Linked DNA regions of Homo sapiens: regions 1, 2, 3, 4 and 6 are each linked to region 5. Evidence: chromatin loops called from intact Hi-C (ENCODE). Cell type or tissue: endothelial cell of umbilical vein. All regions are shown on one strand.

Evidence for each region. A loop is a pair of places that touch in the nucleus more often than their neighbours do. Peaks named below come from ENCODE experiments on the same cell type or tissue, not always from the same donor. Only the 100,000 strongest peaks of a DNase experiment are listed, where the experiment ranks them.
Region 1: a loop joins it to region 5, with 29 times the contacts of the local background. A loop is called at or near these places in 18 of 110 quality-filtered maps.
Region 2: a loop joins it to region 5, with 11 times the contacts of the local background. A loop is called at or near these places in 33 of 110 quality-filtered maps.
Region 3: it touches region 5 in a loop (6-fold over the local background); 23 of 110 quality-filtered maps call a loop at or near these places.
Region 4: it touches region 5 in a loop (2.8-fold over the local background); 59 of 110 quality-filtered maps call a loop at or near these places.
Region 6: a loop joins it to region 5, with 4 times the contacts of the local background. A loop is called at or near these places in 60 of 110 quality-filtered maps.

Annotation. Positions count from the first base shown.
Region 1 is chr7:111,327,326-111,331,325 of GRCh38, reverse strand. The region is part of intron 3 of IMMP2L (inner mitochondrial membrane peptidase subunit 2); the gene reads left to right. Among named protein-coding and RNA genes, the nearest start is that of IMMP2L, 230 kb to the left of the region's middle. In endothelial cell of umbilical vein, no CTCF peak of the experiment used is centred here; no DNase peak of the experiment used is centred here.
Region 2 is chr7:111,484,617-111,488,616 of GRCh38, reverse strand. IMMP2L (inner mitochondrial membrane peptidase subunit 2) reads left to right here. Exons shown (of 6, transcript NM_032549.4): 3 at 1,276-1,379. Among named protein-coding and RNA genes, the nearest start is that of IMMP2L, 76 kb to the left of the region's middle. In endothelial cell of umbilical vein, a CTCF peak has its summit at 1,849 (motif pointing right); a DNase peak (open chromatin) is centred at 1,886.
Region 3 is chr7:109,843,032-109,847,031 of GRCh38, reverse strand. No RefSeq gene overlaps it. Among named protein-coding and RNA genes, the nearest start is that of LINC02903, 960 kb to the right of the region's middle. In endothelial cell of umbilical vein, a CTCF peak has its summit at 2,480 (motif pointing left); no DNase peak of the experiment used is centred here.
Region 4 is chr7:112,483,057-112,487,056 of GRCh38, reverse strand. LSMEM1 (leucine rich single-pass membrane protein 1) reads right to left here. Exons shown (of 4, transcript NM_182597.3): 2 at 2,114-2,245; 3 at 6-134. The coding sequence starts at 2,240. Among named protein-coding and RNA genes, the nearest start is that of LSMEM1, 4.1 kb to the right of the region's middle. In endothelial cell of umbilical vein, no CTCF peak of the experiment used is centred here; a DNase peak (open chromatin) is centred at 2,226; H3K27ac peaks cover 888 bases.
Region 5 is chr7:111,733,952-111,737,951 of GRCh38, reverse strand. DOCK4 (dedicator of cytokinesis 4) reads left to right here. Exons shown (of 53, transcript NM_001363540.2): 50 at 963-1,035; 51 at 2,785-2,898. Among named protein-coding and RNA genes, the nearest start is that of DOCK4-AS1, 73 kb to the left of the region's middle. In endothelial cell of umbilical vein, a CTCF peak has its summit at 2,102 (motif pointing right); a DNase peak (open chromatin) is centred at 2,071; H3K27ac peaks cover 956 bases.
Region 6 is chr7:112,494,217-112,498,216 of GRCh38, reverse strand. No RefSeq gene overlaps it. Among named protein-coding and RNA genes, the nearest start is that of LSMEM1, 15 kb to the right of the region's middle. RefSeq lists a silencer at 1,292-1,505. In endothelial cell of umbilical vein, a CTCF peak has its summit at 2,165 (motif pointing right); a DNase peak (open chromatin) is centred at 2,196.

The sequences.
Region 1 (4,000 bases), 410 kb after region 5:
TTGCCTTATTTATTTCACTTAGCATAATGTTCTCCATTTTCACACATGCTGCTACAAATGACAGAATCCTTCTTTTTAAGGGCTGAATAGAATTTCACTGTGTATATTTACCACATTTTGTTTATCCATTCATCCATTGATGGGCACTTAGGTTGATTCCATAACTTAGCGATGGTGAATAGTGCTGCAATAAACATGGAATGCAGACATTTCTTCAACAAACTGATTTCAAATCTTTTAGGTAAACACCCAGAAGTGGGATTGCTGGGTCATATGCTAATTCTATTTTTAGTTTTTTGAGGAACTTCCATACAGTTTTTCATAATCGATATACTAATATATATTCGCACCAACAGTATACAAGGATTCCCTTTTCTCCACATCCTTGTCAATATTTGTTAACTTTTGTCTTTTTGATAATAGCCATTCTGATAAGTGTAAGATGATATCTCATTGTGGTCTTTAATTTGCATTTCTCTAATGATTAGCGATGTTGAACATTTTTTCATATGTCTGCTGGACATTTGTATGTCTTCTTTTGAGAAATTTTTATTCAGATATCTTGACCATTTTTAAATTGGATTTTTGGTTTTCTTGCTATTGAGTCATTTGAGCTTTATGTACATTTTGTATACTAACCTCTTGTTGGATATGAATCTTATTTTTGATAAATCTATTGCCAGTCTAATTCTTTTACTTGTGTATGTTGTTTGAATTCATTTGCCTGGATTCCCTGAGGATTTTTCCTTTATCTTGAATGTCTACTACTTTTACTAAAATATGTCTCTGAGTTGATTGTTACAAGTTTTTTTTTTCCCCCCACCCCGTGGCTAGTGGGCCCTTTCAGTATATAAGTTGTGGTTGTTTGTGTTTGAATACTTTCTTGGTTAGAATTTCATTATTAGTCATATTTTATTTTAAAAAGTCTTCTTCAGAAATTCCATTTATATATAAATTGTATCTTCTTTTTCCTGTCTTCCATTTCAGCCACTTTCTCTTTGACCCTTTTTACTTTTTTCTCTATTTCATTTTATTCATTTAGTTGATTTTCTACTATTTTTCCAGTGTCTCTTATTGCATTTTCTTTCAAATCTGTTTTTCCTTGGGCATCTTGTAATTTACGTTCCATTTCTGATGTGATTTTGTATTTTTCTTCTCTTTTCTTTCTGTGTTCAATCAATTGGTGTTTTATTTTTTCCTTTTAAAATTTTCTGGTCATTCATTTCTCTACTTAGTTTTTAATTCTTATTTCAAGGTTGTTTTTTAAATCTACCTAATTGCAGAATTTATGGATATTTATTAGTTTTGAGTGTTATGGTTTTCTTCTGTTTTGCCACTGTTCTTGCCAGTGTCTTGCCATTTGTTTGTGTGAGAGGGTGGAATTTTTTATCACCTTAATTGTTTGGGTCCTTATTTTCAATTTTCTTTTTATGCTAGGTTTTTGTTTATCTGTATGTTGGGATGGCTTAACATTTCTAGTTCAAGAGCACCCTCTCCTGTTATTGTAAGCAAAGTATTGTTTCTTTACTGGATGGCATGGTTTTCAAATGGCATATGCCTTCCAATTTTTAAATTTTCTTTTGTTTTATGTAATTCGAAATGTTCTCCCCTTTTTCTCTCTCTAATGTATAGTTTCCAAAGAAACCTCTCCTGTTGTTTTAGCTGTCTTTTCTCTCCAAAGTGACGCCTTTGCAAGGTGGCTTGTCATGTCCCATGTGCGTTTTCAAGTCTCCTTTCTGTTATCAGTGTTCTGAGCTAACTGTTCACTTTTCAGTATATATAGGGCCAAGGGCTGAGTTTCTTTCTGTTTCTAGCAGTGGTTTTAAATCATGGTTCAACCTGCCCTTAACTCCTCTCTGCTCTCGTTTGTGTAGTTTCTCCTGAACTGCTCTTGGTCTCCATGAAGGCTACTGGCAGGAGCACATGAGAGAGGTAGGTAGGTCTTGATGTTTATATTTATATTTACAAGTACTTTGAAGTTTGGAGTTTCCTTGTTTTCTAGTTATGTTGAGATAGGGTGTGTAGTTTTAATTCTTCTCCTTCTCTTTTTTTTCCTCTTCCTGTTTCTGTTTCTTTTCAGGATATTTTGGTACTTTCAAATTTATACCTCTGCCACAGCTTCAGCTGCCTAGAATCCTCTCTATTAATGCATTCTTAATAGCGCTCAACATCCTGCAGCAACTTAAATGTTTCGTATCTTGGCTTATTATGAATTTGAATACTGAATAACATGATTGTACATGAAAGCTTTTCAAAAGATGTGACGATCTTTTAAATTATTGTAGGCTTTATGAGACACCTAGTCTGAGCAGGTTAGGAAAAAGTAGATTCTGAGATCTTACCAAGGTCTTACTAATGTAAAAATCAATGGCTTTTTTTTTCTCTGTGTTATTAATGGTTAGGGTCCCAATGTTTTTTTGTGAGACTAAATAATAAAATAATGATCTTTTTAAGTGTGGTGCATCATTGACTGCTGTCTTTTTATCTGAGAAAACTATGTATGTTTAGTAAGTCCAAGGGCACGTTGAAGTTTCATGTGGAATAGTTACATGGGAATTTGCTGCAGCAATTACTCTGCTGTTTAATGACAAGCAATTATCCACATCACTTCTCAAGCTATACATCTCTCTCTCTTGCCCTTCAGCATTATGAACATCCCACCCATGGGCATGAGCATTTATTCTACACAGTATCCAGCTGTTACCTACTCTAAGACGTAACACACCTCTAGTTTTTATAACTAATTCTAAGCCTTGCTGTATTGGGGCTTGTAAAATATAAACCCTTACTTTTTATAATTGCCATTTACTTTATATTCTTCAAACTTTGTAATGCTTTTAGAATTTGTGGGCCCTGAAATAATTTTTGTACCAATAAGGAGCAAGAAGGGATAGTTGCTTTTCTACTGGGGAAAACTCAGTAACCATGTAAATGCATTTCTAAGTATCATTCTGTGGGCTCCTATTTAGTTCTAGCTGCCATGTATTTCATTGTAATATGTCATAATTGCAGTCATATTGTTTAAATTATTTTTCCTGAATTATATCAGTTTTTGAAACATCTTTAATATTCCTTTGTAACCTGCCACTGGGTGGAAAAGAACCCCAGCTGTATTGACAGTTTTCAAAATAACTTTTAAGAGCTTATAGGAGAATACTCTGAGAGAGCTGTTTTAATGGTGCTGTTTTCAAAAATCGTACAAGTTCTCTGAGTAAGATTGGATCTTTGTAGTTTCATTAGTTCTATTATGACTGAGAGGTCATGTGGTTTTGTAAAAATATTTTTTAGTTTAATGATGAAAAGATGGTGAAATGTGGGTGGTTATGCTGCTTTATAATACTTTATTCTCATATGTATTCTTATATATTATATATCTACTATACGTACCTATTTTCCAAACAGGTGATTCAGGTATGTAGTTAAAACCCTCATTTCCACACTGAAATCAGGAGCCTTTTGACACATAGAAATCTGGAGAATTAAGAATTTCTTGTATTATGTACACTATGTTTTCAGCTTGCATTTCTGACCTTAAGCAATTTATGGCTCTCTTTCTTTCTACTTCTGCATTTATTTTGGCCAAACCACAGGATTTGATGATGACTTTTAAATTATTAATATACCATAAGATTACTTTCTAGCCTCTAACTTATTTCTGAAAATAGTTAAAAATATTTTTCCTTTTCATGCACAAATAGCACATTTGTGAGCTGAATTTTCCTATATTTATTTTTATTTATTAATATATTATGTATTTGCTCATGCCAAGTGCTACAAAAGAAATAGTTCAGTCTTTTGAAGTGTAAGAAGTACATGGATGAATGAATGGTGGGTTACAGTACCTCGCAGGAACAGCTATGATAGAGACATGCAGCAAAGGGAGTTGAGTACATGTTAATGAAATTGTAGAAATTATTTAGTTACAGTGACACTTTTTATATATAATGATCTATGTGAGTGAACACTCATAAAGCAGGTTAAATGAGGCATTCTATTTTGA
Region 2 (4,000 bases), 250 kb after region 5:
ACAGTTGCAAAAATATGGAACCAGCCCAAATGCCCATCAGTCAACGAGTGGATAAAGAAAATGTGGTGTGTATATATATTACTCAGCCATAAAAAGGAACGAAATAATGTTATTCACAGCAATCTGAAAGGAATTGGAGACTATTAATCTAAGTGAAGTAAGTCATGAATGGAAAACCAGACATTGTATGTTCTCACTGATATGTGGGAGCTAAGCTATGAGGGCACAAAGGCATAAGAATGACACATTGGACTTTGGGGACTTGGGGGAAAATGTGGGTGGTGGTGAGGGATAAAAGCCTACACACTGGGTACAGTGTACGTTGCTCGGGTGATGGGTGCACCAGAATCTCAGAAATCACTGCTGAAGAACTTAACTCATGTAACCGAACACTGTCTTTTCTTACAAAACCTATTGAAATAAAAAATGAAAAAAAATTTAAAAAACAGTGAAAAGGCTATCTTAGCTTTTCTAATTATTTTGTCCCCCTGTTCTTGCCTCAAGCTTGTTATTCATTGGCTTTGTCTGTACCCCTGTCCAAATGACAGGTATGCTGGTTTCATAGTTCCCCAGTCAAATTTTTGTGCCTGTATGGTTCCTGACCTTTAGAAAAATTCTTACACAAAATGTTTCTCAGTTCTTGATCCATTAACCCTCAGGCACAGTTAGACTTCTCTGAATCCTAGGATGAAAGCCCCTTATTAGGCTCAAACTGGGACCAGGACCCTTAGGATATGTGCTCTTTTGAGAAAAGAGAGGTCAAAGTGGGAAATCCATACATTTTATAATGGTAATCCTATCACATCTTTCTTTTGCCCCCTTCAGTTTTTCATATGACTGTGAAGATTTGTGGACATGACTGTGATTTGGGATTATTTCTTCTTTTCCCCAGATGGAACAATGATGTGTACTACTGTGGAATTAGATCCTATCTGGATATTTTGTTAGGAGGTTTGACTCACTTCTTCCTCATGTTTTTATATTATTCTTAAGGCTTTTCATACCTCTTTATTGGAGTTTACTAAAGATTTTAATGTCTAGCACACGTTCCTTTCAAATAAGCATTGGTAATTTATTTTTTTCTGGTTCATCTGTGAAGAATCCCAGTGAGCCTTTTTGAAAACTCATCATTTGCAGTTACTTTAGAACAGCAATTTATAGAAAGGTACTGTATTAGAAATGTTTTATTTCAGTCCACTCGAGCTGTGAAGTGCAAGAACCATGAAGATTGAAAAATACAAATGATAGAAGTGTCTCTTTCTCCTTATTTTCTAGCCTTCTTTGAATCCTGGGGGGAGCCAGTCATCTGATGTGGTGCTTTTGAACCACTGGAAAGTGAGGAATTTTGAAGTACACCGTGGTGACATTGTATCATTGGTGTAAGTAACTCAGAAGCATACTATATTTGTATATAAAATTATTTATACTTATGCTGATTTAACTGGTAATCCACTGTTAATATCATATTGCCAATTATTAAATTGAATACATGTTAAATACAATGCATTTTTAAAAAATCAATTTTGCAGTGTAACAATGCTATAAAAAGAATTTTTTGCATTTAAAATATGTTAGTTGACTAACATATTTGGATTTGGTGAAATGTATTTAATGAAATGTTGATTAGAAATTATTAAAAATACATGCATTTGGTACTACTTTGGAATATTTTGAAATTTTGCATCTTGGTAAGCAACTTTTTTGTTACCCCAATGTTTTCTTGGTTTGTATAGATTAAAAAGTATTCCTAGAAGGTGATAATTATGACATGAAAATCATTGACATTTATGTACATCAGGAGTTTAACTGAAAAAGGAAGTTTGAAAGACTAGCACTGGATGCTTCTGTTTGGGTCCAAAAGGTGGCACTGTTTCACTGTTATAATATGATGACTGGTCAGGATCAAAAATTTCATTCCAGTCTTAATGTAGAAAAGGAATGTCAAAGTGTGTATAACTGACACAATGATATAATACATAGTCCTAGGACAGGCCTAAATGGTTTGGAGATTTTTGTTTGTTTGCTTTAAAAGTAAATTTACACTAGGAAGACTGTAGCCAAACTTGTCTAATTTCTTCTGGTTTCAAATACTTATAAAAATGTTGTAGTATGATTCCCTGTTATGCCAGTTAGGGGTAGCAATTAAGGTAGCAGTGTTACTGCCATTTGATTTGGAGACAGTAAAAACCTGCTACTGGGTAAATACTTTTCCCATTTGTATTTCTGATTCTTGAATTGGAAGGATTTTTTTCTTGTTGGATGGTAATTTATAATTGGTAAAAGCAAGACATCATCTGCTTATTTGTACTTACCTTTGGCTAGTGCTTTGTGGAAATAGATATTCTATAAATGTGTTTCTTTCAGACTATTCTACCAGTATTCATTTGAAAACATATTAACCAAATCTCGTTAGTGACTAATGAAATAAATTCAAGTGGAGTTTTGTATGGCAGACATCCAAGGAGGGGGATTAAATGCTTCTCAGGTTTTGAGTGCTTTTAAAAATATTAACCTGCTCTTTGAAGTGTACTTTTATTTTGTCATTCCGAGTACTATTTTTGCAACCTCCTAAACAACCTTTTCCATGCTGGGTTAGCCTGTCATATGCTTATTATTCTTTTGCCTTTGGTTTGACAAGGTTATATCCTCACTTAGTTGGTGATGGAAAGGATACCCACCCAAGTGAAAGAGGTCACACTATACGCAGACAATTGTGCAGTATTTTTTTTTTCCCGTGAGAAACATGCTGACTATCTCTAACCAAGTGGACTTAAATAGATAATTGAAAAATAAAACAGGGCTGCTTGATATTCAGGGTTGCATGGGTCCATAAAAGTATCCTACCATATCATGGAGTATATTAAAAAGAGCACACTACTATTTTATATAAATATTCATAGTGATTGATATTTATTATATACATTAACTTCAAAAATATTCTATTCAAATTGGGATTGATATATAAATTATAGCTATTCCAGTTGAACTGTGTTTTTTTTTTTTTTTTTTTTTTTTTTTTGAAACAGAGTCTCGCTCTGTTGCGCAGGCTGGAGTGCAGTGGCGGGATCTCGGCTCACTGCAAGCCCCGCCTCCTGGGTTCAGGCCATTCTCCTGCTTCAGCCTCCTGAGTAGTTGGGACTACAGGGGCCCACCACCACGCCCAGCTAATTTTTTGTATTTTTAGTAGAGACGGGTTTCACCGTGTTAGCCACGATGGTCTTGATCTCCTGACCTCATAATCTATCCACCTCGGCCTCCCAAAGTGCTGGGATTACAGGCGTGAGCCACTGCGCCCGGCCTGAACTGTGTTTTTAATGACTCAGTTATGTGCTATATCTTTGTCATGTACAAATAACACAAACTTTCATGTGCTTGTTCTTAGGAGGAGCCATTTACATAAAAGAGTGCTTAGTTACTAGTATTATATATTTAACAACAGATGATCGTGAAGCAATATTGTTGCTTTGAGAAAGAAACAAAAAATCTGATGCTAAATTCTTCTTTAGCATTATTTAAAGTATTTTTTTAGGTCAGGGCCAGGTGGCTCAGGCCTGTAATCCTGGCACTTTGGGAGGGCAAGGTGTGTGGATCCCTTAAGCCCAGGAGTTTGAGACCAGCCTGGGCAACACGGTGAAACCCTGTCTCTACAAAAAATACAAAAATTAGCCGGGTTTGGTGATGCGTGCCTGTAGTTCTTAGCTACCTGGGAGGCTGAGGTAGGAAGATCGATTGAGCCTGGGAGGTCGAGACTGCAGTAATCTGTGATTGTGCCACTGCACTCCAGCCTGGGTGACAGTGAGACCCTGCCTAATAAAAAGTATCTTTTTAGTCTTATGATGAAACATGCTTTCTAGACCATATCCATGTATTTTCATACAATTTAGAAACTGCTTCATTTTAGAAGATTGATGTTGGTTTGATTGCAGTTCATAATATACATTTAATTTATATCAAATATTGAATATTTGCTTTTCTTATACAATGCATCAGTTTGTTTTTA
Region 3 (4,000 bases), 1.9 Mb after region 5:
GTCATTTTAACCCAGTACAGGTCAACTGAAACTTTATTACATGTTCACAATAATAATAATTGTTGTTATTATTCCTACTATTATAACTAAATGCAGACATCTAGATGTGTTATTTCATTTAATTTTTACCACAGGCCTGGATGAAGTCATATTTCCATTATATAAGTGAGGTAATTAAAGCTCAGAGAAGTTAAATAATTTGTCCATAGTTAGTTACAGTCATGGTTAGGATTTGAACGTAGGCTTGCTTGTCTCAACATTTGTTATTCTTAGTCAATTATTTTGCTCTCAGGAATGGTCAAGAATGATAAATTTTCTTAAGAAAATATTAAGAAAAATGTGTGCCTTAAATTTTACACAGTGATATGCAGTGAGTTCACTAGAAATTATACATATAAAATATAAAATATGAATGGAATTAAACATAAGGTGTTACCAAAAAAAAAAAAAAAGAGAGAGAGAGAAAACTTATACAGAAGGCATTTGTACTTAGGAGATTTGAGTTCTGGCCCTATTTAGCCATTGATTTTTTGTATCCTTTTAGATGTCACTTAACCTCACTGGGTCTTAATTTCTTCATTTATATAATAAATATTTTATTCTGAGGTATCTCCAAAGACCTTTCTAGTTATCAAATTATGAGATATCTAGAAATGCTGATTGGTTAATTTATATTAAAAAGTGAGAGAAAAATCCATGTAATGGCATTGCTTATTATCTAATGAAACATTTTAAAATAATTTTGATAAAGACCATTTTTAGAAGAATATTATGATTTACTTATAACTAAAATAGAAAATAAAAACACACTCATATAAAATCTTATTATCAATAATAATTGAACTATTTAATATCTGTCATCTTGAAATTATTATTAATAATACTTTTCACCTTGTAGCTATAAATACATTCCCATTTTAGCAGGTTAATGAAATTATCTTTGTAATACTATAGAAGCATTTATTTTAAGAATACCAGAAAGAACATCCTGAAAACCAAGAACTCAAAAAGGCTTTTTATCCCAAAGATATATTTTTAAAATGTATACCTATTCATCCACTTGTTTTCACAAATGGAGCTACAGAGAACTTTGAACATAATGATGTACAGCAGAGGCTTATTCCTAACATATTTAGAATTTTAGTTCAACCAAACATTGCTGTGGAAACTGAATTGAAATGCAAAATCTTACAATCCTAATTTCGAGCCACTTTCATTTTAACTTAATTTTAACATGTTTTGCAAAATGTTCCCGTATCAACTTAATAGTTACTATACCACCAAACATGGATTGTGATTATTTTATTTTCTAGATTGGCTGACAGGCTGAATAATCTTCTGCAGGGTAGTAAGTGTCAACTGCATCAAGCACATGGAGGTGGACTCACTACAGAAGGAAGGTTTTCCAAATAAAATTCCAAGTATTTTTTAATTCAGCCTGCTAAGACTTCCAGCCATTCATCGGGTCATAGAGTGTCTCCTTTAGGTTGTCGTTGTTTTTAGCCAGGTTTTGTGTAGTCAGCTTTTCAAGAAATGTAACTGCAGTTTAATCCCAGTTCTTGCAGTAAAAGTCACTTTCTTCTACCTCCCAATTAACACCTGCAGCTCAAAAACAGAGGATTTCTACTGACTCTAATATTGGAAAAGATTATATAGAGGGTTTAGGAGACATTCCCAAATACCTTATTTCTGATACAGCAGGAAGTATTTGTGGATAATATGACATTAAATTCCAACAGAGAGTAAACATAGATGCTGCAGGTTTGAAGTTATGTCCCACACTCACTAGTTGGCATTGGATCAGATTACATGACCTGGATCTTTGAATTTCCATCTGCAAAAAGAAGAATCCAGACATACTTTAAGCACGTAATAAACCCTGGGTATCTGAAACCAAATGTTGAAATTGGTTCTTTTGTCCTGGCTAAAGTGCTGAATGAACATTGTGCAAATACAAAGAAATTGATAGAGTGAATAGAACTGTAGACTGAAAACTCGTCTCAGATGGCATAATGACAGCTGGAGAAGTTTAGATAAGGAAAAATGAAATGTCAGGATTCTTGTCTTCGAGGTTTGTAGTCTGCTGGCATATGCTTCTGTTGAAGCTTTGGGAAACCCAGCCGTAATCCAATTGTTGAAAAGAGCTGGTTGAAAAAAATACATAATGTGCTTCTTATTATGATGTAGAAAAGGTTCCTATTTAAAACTAAGACAACAGAGAACCGTGAGGTTATATATATATATTCAGTTTTTCTAGTTTAAAAAATTGGAGAAAATAACTATCTACATAGTACTCAAAGCAAAAGGGAACTTATGAAAATGTATGCAAGGCTATTTTAATACTGGGGGGGAGTAACACTTAAAAAATTTCAAAACCCAAACACTTCTACCTATGCTATGTGAAAATCTCATTGTAATGCCACTTTATTGAAGTTTTTCAAAGACAGATATGGATGAGTGCTACTACACTGCCACCTGGTGATTAGGCAGGTAGGAGGGATTTCAGTAAAAATTCCTGACAAAGAAAAGATTAGGATTTGTTAATGAGTATTTAATAATACTGAATTTCTCTAATATATCCAAGTTTGTTAATAACATGAAGGTGCTTTGTATCAGGTCATATATTATTGAAAAGCATGTTCCTGGTAAATGTTAAATTGATTTCTATCAAAATGTGTGTGATCTCCATTTCATATCTACTTGCAGCTGTATCCTTCCTTGATTTATTTTAGTCTGGGTAAAGTAAATGAGTAAACTCTTTGCACAGGTTCAGGAGCTAGTGACTTGTCCTTGGAAATGGGAGAGGAAAAGAATGATATGACCTAAATTTATTCTATTTCAAATGGTGCATTTGGTGTTTGCAATCTTGACTTGTACTATCAAACTACTCATTCAATTTGGAGTTACTGATTTTATAGTCATCTTCTTCTTTTAAAAATGATTTTGCCTAGGGAAGAATGGCTTCAGCAATTTAAAGTTGGATGTCAAGGCAACAAATACAAATAAAAAAAGGAAACAAAAAGTGTGAGCATTCCATGAAGTTGCGTGTTTTCCTTCTGTTGTATTTTTACCCTGGTGGGGTTTGTTAACAATTTTAATGAGCAAATATAGGTGTTGAGACAACAAAGTTCTTAACTAACTCATTATTTGGATAGATTTATTTATCTAGTCACAGATAGGATGTTAAATTTAATATTTACTTTTATTTCCCAGTCTGTTTCTCTGCTCATACCTCTGAAGTGTAAGAGAATGTAAAGGGTTGGAACAAACCCCTGGGAGAATCTATGTGGCAGAGCCATGCTACAGAGATTCGGCTCTTCCTCAACTGAGCTAAAATAACTTCAGGAACTGCAAAATGGGAAGTGTTCTAGCCAGTGCTTTCATATACATAGCATATTCTTAGTGCTTGTGGTAAATTATGAGACAGTAGTTCACCACTAATGTGGATTTCCAGTTGAGTTAGATCATCTTCTTTTCAAACCACTATTCAAAATGTGAGATCATCTAAGCTTTTCAGTAGAAGATAAAATAATCATTTACTTATAACAGTCTTCAAGTATGCATGATCATAAAGTCTGCATTGCTGGTGAGATTCTATACAGTTATAAATGCAGACATGTGGAATCGATGTCTGATCCATACACCATTTTTAGTTTCACTATATTCGTAAGAGGATAGACAGATCTTTTTGGTTACTACAGAGGATGATGTCTTGCCAGCACGTCTATGTAGGCAAAAAGGCAATAAAATGCTAGGAGGTAAATAGTGAAAACAGTTTCTCTTGGAATGGATGTGAGATGTGGGGAGTTATAGTGCTGTACTCATATCCTGAAAAAAAAAATTCTATCCACTCAATTTTTATTTACTGACATTTTTATTTCCTGTGCTTTCCTATTAGTATGTTAGTTTATTAACTTGTCTAGGCTAACAGGTAAAAGTAGAAAGCTAATTAATTTGAGCTGAATTTTGTTCATTCTATTTCCGGAAGCAAAAAAAGAAA
Region 4 (4,000 bases), 750 kb before region 5:
CTTACCTATTAGAAATATCACGAAAAAAACCAGTGCCAGGCTGACAATCAGCACAATTAGCAGCCCCACAAAAAACAGACTCCGGCTTCCATTTCCTGAGTTTGTGCCAAGGACTGGGATTTTGTCCTCTAGAGCTAATATGAAACAAACAAAAAACAAGGACAAAAACTGCTCAGCATACAACTTGTCAGCAGAACTGAACAGTACCCCAGTGTTAGACCGTGAGTAATGGACACACCCACTTTCTCTCTGACAAGCCTAGAAAGTGACTCTTTTTTTTTGAGACAGAGTCTTGCTCTGTCAACCAGGCTGGAGTGCAGTGGCTTGATCTCGGCTCACTGCAACCTCTGCCTCCCGGGTTCACGCCATTCTCCTGCCTCAGCCTCCCGAGTAGCTGGGACTACAGGCCCCCGCCACCACGTCCCGCTAAGTTTTTGTATTTTTAGTAGAGATGGGGTTTCACCATGATATCCAGGATGGTCTCAATCTCCTGACCTCATGATCTGCCCTCCTCGGCCTCCCAAAGTGCTGGGATTACAGGCGTGAGCCACGGCGCCCGGCCGTGACTTCTGTTTTAGGAATGTCTTTGGGCACAGAGAAATTTGTGAATTATTTACCTTCTTCTCTATTGGTATTCAAGGAATAAGCAGGGTTAAGCTATCTCCTTAGACCTCTTTGGAAAGTTCTTTGAAGACTGTCTTAACACTGAAATAGCAGAACATGAATTTTTGTGTGTGGGGAGAGGGAATATAGAAGTTAAAGGCTAAGAGTGATAGAAGTTCTATTACCCTTTCCCAAAGTAACCCAGGAGTAAAACAGAGCTGGTTGTGGGATACCTATGCTGGGTGGAAGACTCAATTGAATGCTCTGGGATATTTCCCTGGAAACTTCTTTTATTATAGGAATAATCAGTTAAGCCTACATCCATTTAAACAAAAATGGCCCTGACCTATTTTGGTTTTTTAAAGCTGTCTTCTGGATGGATATGCTCTGGAAGCAACGTTCTTTTAAATGCTTTGCAGTTGAACTGAGAATGCAGCTACATTTTATCGACAGCTTGGTTCACTCAAACCAAGAATTGACTGCATTTAATCACCGTTTTGCAAGATCTAGTTGCCTAATAACACCCAGATTATTTGTTGCAGTGAATAAGCAACGCAGAAACCTGGGGTAGTGGAGATCACTGGATTACTTTTTGCATACTCTCCTACGTTGAATTGGTCCCACTCACTGTGCCACTTGATTATGGACAGATGGGTGGCTTATGTCCCATGCCTTATAAGTACATCCTATGCCATACGCTTCAGCCACTTTTGCTTCCTAATCAAAGCAACAGCATAGGGCTGACACCTAAACTTCTACTGCTATTGAGACTGACAGCAATAAAAACAGATGAAAATTTGAACTTATTAAAATGAAGAAAAAAAGGAGGAACTTGGAAAGGATTTAGACAGGAAATAATAGATATAAAATTGGAACAGTAAGTTTAGAGTGCATATGAAACAAATGGCAAGTGAGCAATTAACACTGGTGTTTGAATGTCAGCATTTAAGCTAGAAAAGATGGCACTCAGAGTGATCTGATAAAGCTCATTTATAATATTTAGGAGGCAAGATACACACTTAGTATTTAGCAGATTTTATTTTGCTCCCCCCACCCCCTTTCTCCAACCCTTAATTGCACAATTTGTAACTTGTAAGTAGAAAATGCTCTGGATTGAGCATTCTCTCAGCAATCTGCTATAAAACAACACTCCTGTGGGAAGTGGTCCCCATCGGTAACCTAGCCATGGTCACTAGGAGAGGGATGAGCCAGCCTCCAGGAGTCCAGCTCTGCAGGCTCCACCCCTTTCCAGGGACAGAAACGCCACAGGATCTCAGAATATTTGAAGTCAAGAGTTCAAATCTCGTGTAGGATCCAAGAAAGCCCATAATCCTGTCAAGTATTCAGAAAACAAAAGCAAAATTGCCCAACAACAAATAACATTTCCAGTGCCAACCTCTTCCTAATGCCCCCTCCCCCTCCACCACACCCACACATCCAGTCAGCAGTGGCTATTTTTAGGTAGCCTAGAAGCTAGGAAGGGCTGCTGTGCCTTCCCCAGCACACATACGGAACAGATGCTGCGATCCGGCTGGACAGAGGTTTAGTTTGTTTAAGTCATTTATGGAATCCACCACATAAAGCTTTCCATCTTCCTGAATGCCACAAGAACCAGTGTCCTGGGAAGAATGAGTCATTGTCCCTGGAAGAAAACACTGATGTTAAAAACAAGAGGTTGGGCTTGTGAACTCAACTTCACAAGAACCACAGCCACCAGGAAGCCAGACAGGCCTATGAAGAACCACCCACAAATAGTATTTTCAACTAAGGCTCTAGAGAACTTGGCTTATCCAGAAAAAAATATTTCCTTCTGTGGACCACTTTGTAATCGTTCTTTTTGCTTTGCTTGCCAGGAAGCTCACAGTCAAATGTGTGGCCCAATTTTAAGAATTGTACATCCATGTATACCCTGCTTATCTGCAAACACTCTTTTCTCCTCCTCAGATGTCTCAGTTCTGCCTATATTTTCCCTGGATCTGTTTTTATTTTGTAACTAATTTTAAAATTTTTCTTTTATTACATTGTTCACATTCTGGTGAGATGCCTCAAATCCTTTGTGCAAGAAGACTAGGTAGACAAAATTAAGCTAGTCAGCAGTGGCCACAAAACATTCTGAAAAAAGAGAATATTACCATGAACCATTCTAATTGCAGGAGGCTTTAATAGAAAATTGCAATTTTTATAGCCTCCCTCCATATGGCATGTAAGTCCTTCTCTTCACACAATTCCTTTAGCCATAAGATGCTGACTGTGAGTCCCCAAGACAACAATCTTAGCAAACTTAGCTGCTATAGAGAGGAATGCTGCTAGACTTCAGGACCTCTGAGATCTCTTCCACCTGGGTTTCCCTTAGACTGAGGTCACTTATGTAATAGCTTGAGGTTTATTAAATATTGAAAGTAATATTCTCTAACGACAGCACAACTGCAAGCAACACTGAAAATCCTGAAGAGTTTAAAAGGTTTATGTGGAGATGTATCTCTAGCACAACAGAGAACTTGTGGCCATTTAATTATGTGAAAAGAAGCCTCTAGAAAGACAAATTTCAATTACTATAAAAGCTTTTCCTTTCATGGTTATCAAGTCTAATCGTGATAGAGGATGTTTGGATCTAGAAAGGGTGTTAGATGTGCTTTAGTTCCCATCCTTTCCGCAAATGAGGAAATGGAAGCTCGGCGAGGTAAATGCCCAGGATCACACATTTGCCTGGCAGCAGAGCTGGAATCGGGCCTTTTGTTCAGCATTCAATGAGTCTTGCTTTGTGCTACTTTTCTTTTCTATATCCCTTCCTAATCCTGCCTCAAGACTCAGCTCAAACATCACTTCCCCTAGGAAGAGAGAACCAACCTGTCTTTCCTTTTGCCTTTGCTGGATTCTTTACATTCTTCTATCAGAACATCTGTAGTATTTTATTGCATCTATTTGCTTACATCTTTGATTTCCCGATAGACTGAAAACTCCTTAGAGTAGGGACGAATCCTATTCTTCAAATGCCCAGTGCCAGGTTTAGAAGTTGGTGACTTATGTTAAGATGGAACACCTGAAATGTTTATTTAGGATTTAAATCTCACCATTTTCAAAAGAATTGGAGGCAGTTAATAATAAGTACATGAACAGAAATAAGATTGAGGATAAAAATCCTCATGTGATGTCTATCTGGACTCTAGTAAAGTCAATGCGATAAATATGGTGCCTGTGTGTATTTGACAACACACTGTTTACTTTCTGTTGTTGCAAAAATTTCCTTTAAAACTCATCTACAGAATGAAGAGCAATATAGAGTTGGGAGAAACCAAATTCATAAAAAAAAAAAAAAAGTATACACCTAAAGAAGATGTGGGGAAAAAAAGTATCAGACACTTACTGAGCAATTTAAACTTAGTCTAAAATATTAAAA
Region 5 (4,000 bases):
TCCTCCCGAAAGTCCCAGGGTACCGCCTCTGCACAACGCTGATGTCTTGCAGAAATTATATCTGAGTGCATTTGGCTGGACTAGCTATTTCCCTTTGTCACTTGATGATGCTGCAAGGGAATTTCTCAGTTTGTTCTGCTCCAGGAGAACTTCTTGTCAGCATGGGCAACTCTGAAAGCCTTCTCTGATTAGCCTCCCAAGTTTTCTGGTTTTAGTAAAATTGGAAGCAGTATATATGTTGCTAAATTTCAATAGTGTGCACTGCCGTAGTACATCTACTTTTAAGGACTTGGTACCTTCTATTTAATATATTAGGTAAAACCATGTAAAACTGGCATTTTTATAAGTTAAAAATTGTAGACTATCAATTATTTCATATATTTTTTACCTAATAAATGATTTTTAACATGCAGGGGTTAAATTTCACTCACTAGTGATTTTTTGAACTAATATTTCTCCTTTAATTCTTATTTCTGTTTTATATCACCACTGTAGCATTTGTATTTACAAAGAACTCCACACAGGCCAGGTGTGGTGGCTCATGCCTGTAATCCCAGCGCTTTGGGATTGGCCAAGGTTGGAAGGACTGCTTGAGCCCAGGCATTCAAGACCAGCCTGGGCAATATAGTGAGATTCCATCTCTAAAAAGAAAAGAAAAAAAAAGAACTTCATAGCACAACTGCTATTTACTATTTATTTTTTACATTTTATTATGAACATTTACCATTTATATTTAAAATATAATACAAACTTTTCCAACACTCTTTTCTTTCTCAAAACCTAAGGCTCTTCCCACCCCCTTTTACTTAAATATAATTAAATTATTTGTTCCTAGGCTCATCATATCACACAAAAATTATTTTGAACAAAAAGTTTTACTGAGGAGATAATCGTCTCATTTTCTGAAAGGTTTCACATGCCCGTATATCACATCATAAAAATCAACCCTTGTAACTTTGCAGAGGATGCTGTTTAATCATATTGGAGACGGGGCCTTGCCACGCAGTGACCCAAATCTCTCTGCACCTGAAAAAGGTAAGGCCAGCCCCATGGTCAGTCCTGGAATGTGTAAGGGCTTGTTTTATCCTCATGTTCTCCAGTCTTCTGTGTGTCTGTGTGGAAAGCAGTGCTCTAGCTCTTTAATGATCAGGACTAGTATGCTCTTTAAGGGATTAATGAAAGACAGTTATTCATGATCATTCTTCAAAAGCTGTTTTCCTATAAGATTTTAACAGCAGAATCTGAGCAAGATAGGAACGCCTATGTTTAATGGCTTTTTGTTATCATCCAGTGAGTCACCCAGGCAATGCCTCCTCTTCCTGAAGCAAAGTTGCCAATTAGGCTCCTTGTTCAGCACAATGAAAATAGCTTCACCCGGATCGATTCGGTGGTCCCATCCTTCGTCTCCCTTACAAAGCTCATTCAGCCAACTCATGTGTTGTTTGTTGTGACTCAGATACGGCTCTTGTACAATTAAATACCATTTAAGAATTGCAATCCAGTGCATAATGGAGTGTGCCCTGCCTCAAGGTCACACAAAATGAGAACCAAACACATGGACAGCAGTAAATAGCCAATTAGGATCAGTCTGCAACACGGCAGAAGATGAAGAGCAGATTAAACACGATTTCCTCAGCTACGGGGTCGGGGCTTGCAGCAAGTCACCCATTCACCTCTCTCAGGGTCAAGCCTCAAAAATAAGAGCAGTTCCCCAGGCCAATAAATCAAGAGTCGTTAATGAAATAGTCTGGGAAAGTGCCTTTTAATTGCCCTCATTAAGAAGTAAACTATTGTCATTTGGGTACACTGCTACATTAGAACTTTCCTTGGGAGATGGAAATTAGTGAAGTCTTAGGCAAAATTATTTTAAAACACAAATTTAGCTTTAATGTTACAAGTCACATGTTCATCTTTGTCAGTAGAACTAAGGAATGTGGTATTTTTCTCACCCCTTCTACTAAAGAAAACCACGATGCAAATTTAAAAGAATAGAGAAAAAGAATTTTAAGAGTGGTAACTCCATCCCATTAAGTGAAAATGGTCGAGTGGTAAAATGTTGAAATTCTCAACATGCCCACCAGATGGCAGTGTCTGTACAGGGAGTGAGTCACTGGAACCCAGATTTGCTGTTGTAAACCTCATTGCATAGTGGCTATTTACAACCAGCGTGTCCTGCCCTTATTCCTGCCAGGATTGCCCCATATTCCTGCATCTTATCGAAGCACAGAGCAGACAAATTACAAAATAAGAATGACACTGTCCATATTCCAAATCATTTTTTAAGGACATATTTCAGTGTAATTCATTGATTTCAGAAAGAGTTATCAATGAGATAATATTGCATGGCTGTTCTTTCCCAAGAATTCTGCCAAATAGTTAAAATATTAGTATGTCATTGCCTTCTCCATTTTTAGGTGTCACTTGTCCAGAAATGTCTACTAAAAGCCAAGTTTTAAAATAGCCCAGTGACTACATCTTCCATCTGTTATCCAGCATCTAAACACATTTGTAATTCTCAGCAAGTTTTACACCCCAGTGTAAAGATTTGTAGTTCCCTTTGACAGCATTAAGGGAAATAAAGAGACTTGTTAGCGCCCAGTTAAATGGTAACTATAACTGTTAGGCAGCCAATTAAATAAAGGTTTAGTATTCAAGAAGTTTCCTGTTTTGTTTTTCATCCAGTTAAGTTTTTCATTCTGGATAATTCTGACTTTCTTCTAAGATCTCAAGCATTGGAAGGGCAAAGCTGGACCGTGTGTTTTTAGCTGTGTTATTCCCTTCCAGCTGTGAACCCCACCCCTAGCAGCTGGAGCCTGGACAGTGGGAAGGAAGCCAAGAACATGTCGGATAGTGGGAAACTTATCTCTCCCCCTGTCCCTCCAAGACCCACACAGACTGGTGGGTATTTGAAGAATTTGAATGATCACTTTTATAAAATAACTTTTATTGACTACTCCAGTTTGTCCTGAATTCCTGAGAGAAAGGTAGGCGTTTGATTTCTGGGATAAAAACCTTAGTAGCTGCATAATTCCTTGACAATTGTCTCCCTCTTTCCTGAACTTCTATTACACGGGGTCAAACAGTGGTCTGTTCCAAGTAAGCCTCTCGGACAGATTTTATAGAGTGCTCTTTACCAAGCCACCATTCTCAAATTCGGGGAGGCACCCTAACCTTGGTAGGCCACTAGCATCTTCTCTAACCTTCACTTTGAACCACTTCATTCTTATCAACCTCCGCTAACTCAGCTACTTTCTTCAGTCTTATTCAGGACTGATGCCAAAGTTTCCAGTTGCCTCTAAATAGCCATTGACTAACAGTTACGCTCCATAAGCTTATCAGAGTCATTAACTTTGTATCCATAGTTATCTGTTGCTTTGAGAGGTCTTTATGCAAGGACTATATTTCGCAAAGGGTTGATTCAGGGTACCGCATCCCCTCAGGTGGTCGTTTAAGCAGCAAAATCTTGGCCAGGTGTTTTGGCTTATGCCTGTAATACCAGCATTTTGGGAGACCAAGGTGAGTGGATCACTTGAACTCACAAGTTTGGGACCAGCCTGGGCAGCATGACAAAACCCCGTCTCTACAAAAAATATAAAAATTAGCCAGGTGTGGTGGTACACACCTGTAGTCCCAGCTACTTGGGAGGATGGCTTGAGCCCAGAAGTCAGAGGTTGCAGTGAACCAAGATGGCACCACTGCACTTCAGCCTGGGCCAAATAAGGTAGTTCACACCTGTAATCCCAGCACTTTGGGAGGCCAAGGCAGGCAGATCACTTGAGCCCAGGAGTTTTGAGAGAAGCCTGTACAACATGGCAAAACCCCATCTCTACAAAAAAAAATGCAAAAATTAGCCAGGCATGGTGGCACACACCTCTAGTCCTAGCTAGTTGGGAGGCTTAGGTGGGAGAATTGCTTGAGCCCAGGAAGCAGAGGTTGCAGTGAGCCAAGATTGAGCCACTGCACTCTAGCCTGGGCAACAAAGTGAGACCTTGCCACAAAA
Region 6 (4,000 bases), 760 kb before region 5:
TCTCACCTGCTGACTGAGCTCCCCCTCATCATCCTTCCCCAGGACAGCAGCTGCAAAGTCAAGGAGAGTGGACCTTGACTGGACGAGCTGCATCATCAGAGTCCACTAAGCAATGGATTCCTCCACAAAGGTCACTATAAGTTAAGAAAAGCTTTCCCTGGTCAACTGACATCTCTAATCTTTCCAGGTTAAATCATTCTTCTTCATGAAGAATCCACAATCCACCTTTGAGGAGTAAACAGATGCATTTGCAAATAAGAGAAAGCCTAGGAAAATTAGAGGTTTCTTATCCCCAAGCAATTTTAATAAGGAGGAAACTGTAGGAAATACATATGTATATAAATACATTCCTAAAAGCTACTGTTTCTTTACTCATTTATTCAAAAAGCCTTCTGTCTGCCAGACACTGCTAGGCACTAAGGTTTCAAGGATGAAAAAGAGAGACATGGTCTCTACCCTCGTGGTGGTTACAGCCCAGTGGAATGCTGACTGTGAACCAGGAGTTATGCTAAGTGTTTCACAAACACGTGATCTCCTTTCAACCACTATAGGGTCAATGTTATCACCCTCATTTTCAGAGAGGAAGGAACTGAGAAAGAGGTTAAGTTTCCTTCCCAGGCCACACAGCTTTTAAGAATCAGAACTGAGATTCTAATCCAGTTCACCTGACTCCAAAGTCCATCTGGTGCCTGAAAATATTAGGGTAGGACTCCTTGAGGAAGCAAAACCAAAAACATTTTAGAGGGTCTGTTTGAGAAGACTGGATACATGCAGGAGGGATGTTGAAATGAAGGGATTAGAAAGAATATCCCAAAGAGAAGGGACTCTCTGAACAAAGACATCGTGGAAATAGCATGCTATAAAGAACCTACAAAGCAGGATTTGGGAACTATTAAAGATTTTTTACTAGGGAGGGTATAGATTTACATTTTTAAGAAGGTTATTCTAATGGCCTTGTGGAATGAGGACTCGAAAGAGACAAACCCAGAGTCTACGAGACCGGTGGGAAGTCTGTTGTGATCATGTGGACAAAACACAATTATGGGCTTAAGTAGAGCACAGACAGTAGGGATAGGGAGGAAGGGATGGATTTGAGAAATGTTTTAGCAGTTGGAAAGGGACAAATTGACTAGATAGAACATGGTCCCGGGTTAGGAATAGGAGACTGAATTAAGGACAGAGGTTAGTTCTTAAAACAAGCAGTTTACCTCGATGTGAGTCTTGAGGAAAAGCTAAAAGTTAGGGTGAGGTTGTAGGCAGTTCTGTAGAGACATCCAGAGAAACTCTCTGGATGGCTCTGTTATTCTCTCTAAAGGTAGGGTGACCAACTGTCCCAGTTTGCATGGGGCTGAGGGCTTTCCTGGGATAGCAGTTAGCTTATTGTCTGCTCAAGGAGATATCTGCCCTCCCCTGAACCATTCCAGCTCTTATTTTCTGGGCCATAAATTTGGGCACTTAACCATGTCTTCTTTCTTATTTTGCCATTGTGTGGTAACCTTGCTTCCCCACTTAGAGATAAGGTCCATGAGGGATGCACGTCTACATGATGAAAGCGTCTGGAGCTTAATAAATTCCTAGTGCTTCACGAGAAGATTCTTCCCAGAAGAGGCCTGAAGATAAGGTTACCTTGTGCAGACCTTCCTAAAAGTGGGATTGGAGAGCTCCCTTCTGAGGAAAATTCCTCAAATCCAAAAGAACCATCAGCCCCTCTCTAGAGCCAGCAGAAGGTCTTGTCTGGACCTCAGACTCTGCTTTCCCCCTTCTTTCTGCAAATAAAAAGATTAGCCACTCTCATAAATCCAGTGCTTACCAAGTGCTAGGCATCATTTTGTTCGATCATCACAGCAACTCTGTGAGATAAGTGTTATTCCCATTTTATCGAGGAGCTGACCAAGGCCCAGGAAAGGTAAATAACTTAGCCAAGCTCACACAACTTGTGAGCAGCAGAGCCAGATTCAAAGACAGGTCCTTCAATTCCAAAGTCCACAGTTTTCACCACTGTCTACACAGCCCTCTTAGCCTACTCATGGCCATTTCCTCCAGTTGCAGCTCCCAGTTGTTCTAGGTCTGATGCCACCATTTGCTCTCCCTCCAGTATCCCACACATACTCTATCCTCTCACTTTCCTTCTTTCTTTCAAATGGACCTCCTTCGCTTGAAGTACCCAACTGCCACCAGGTGTCCCTCCTCTCCTATTAGTGAACACCACTTTGCTGTAATTGCAAATCAGAGGCAATGCAGACAGCCTGGAAACTCTTCCAAGCTTAATTCAATTAAACAAATTCACGTTATTGAGCAATGTACTAACACGCTGGGGATGCCCAGACCAGAATCAAACAAAGGGAACAACACAAATACACGATTACAAGGCAAAATCTAAGAGGTTCAAATGAAGTTCTAGGCTCAAAAGAAGAGTGAATTGCATCAAGTTGGTGGGAAAACATTTATAAAATATTCCTTTGTGATTTTTACCAAGTAATATGGAAAGAACCTGGGTTTTCTAGCATCTCTACTGAAAGTTTTCTTTAAAAGGTCCCAGACTGAATGTCAAAGGCTGCCTCATGTCTTTCGTCAGTGTTTTTCTGAGTCTATAAAAAACTGTTTTTGAGCCTCTACATAAGTTTACAGTAATTCAGAAGCTGACCCTGACTTATGAATATTAAAGAAGTTTGCTAGGTTTGAGAAGGGGACACAGAGTAGAGTTCTAATTTAGTCTGATTCTGGCGATATTGAAAATCACTTTAGGGAATGACAAATTAGACATTTTTAGCATTGGAGAAGCCTTAATTGAATTATTAACTGGTTTTCAATTGTTTGGTCTGCTCCATTTGTTCATTAAACAATAAATGCTCTGTGGCAGCAGCACTGCACATTCAGAAGGAATGTTCCTAATGAAATAAGCCTGTTACAACTCATTACTTTGGGAATTCATGCATGAAAAATGAATCAAGTTTCAAAATTTAAAAGGGAATAGATGAGGCCAAGAAATGAAGAAGAATTAGGATCATGACTCTCTAAATTCAGGACTGCATTTCTCACAGATCATTTGTTCTTTAGCCACTTGGGAAGACATGAAATATCTCATGCCTGCCTCCATCTAAGAAGACTTCAAACACTGCCTGCCGCCTTGCAGGTGGGCTCTATATTTCATGCCATGGCTGCTGTCTCTGTTCTTATCCACCTTCACATCCTGCTCCCCACATTGCTGGCCAAAAAGCAAATGTCTACAGAAGAATTCCCAGCCATGTTAATGTTAATACTAATCTTGAAGGGGGAAAAAAAAGAGAAAATGAAGAAATGAAACAGAAGTAAATGCTTCCTTGAATTTCTTTCTGACCGATTATGTGACTTCTTTTGATTTCCCTTAAGTGGTGAGGGAAATTCAAGGGTAACACAAGTTTTGTCCAAATTGACTCATTTGCAAAGACAGAAAACTCAGCTAAATTTAAGACAAATTTTATTCTTTGCCGTTTTAGGAGTTGCACTATACTACATAACAGCCTATCTCTGCTCACTTTAACACTTGGTTTTGCTCCTCAGCTCCTGAGGAATAAATCAATCACTTGTCTCAGTTCATGGTGCATGACTGTCATTGGTTCCAATTGATTATTGAATATTTTAATATTGGTTGATTACATTTTTAATCCCACTAAATCTGAAGAGTAGAGTTGTTTCTAAGTCACTTATACGGCTAGATCAAATAAGGGACATCTGACCATCCCCAGAAGGGAATGTCAATCTTCTCCTATCACAGGGTCTAGAAAACGTCTTCAGAAGAAGACTCAAGACAGGAAGTTCCCACTCAAAATGATGGGACTTGGTGGATCCTGATGTAATTGATGTGGGTGGGATCAGGCAGGGGTGAGTCTAATGTGAGTCTAATGAGTCTAATTAGACTCATTAGGGGTGAGTCTAGGTGAGTCTAATGCCTAAGGGTCTCTCCCTTAGGCAGAGACCCGAGCAGCACTACTTTTCTCAACCAGATCTTCTCAGGCTCTCT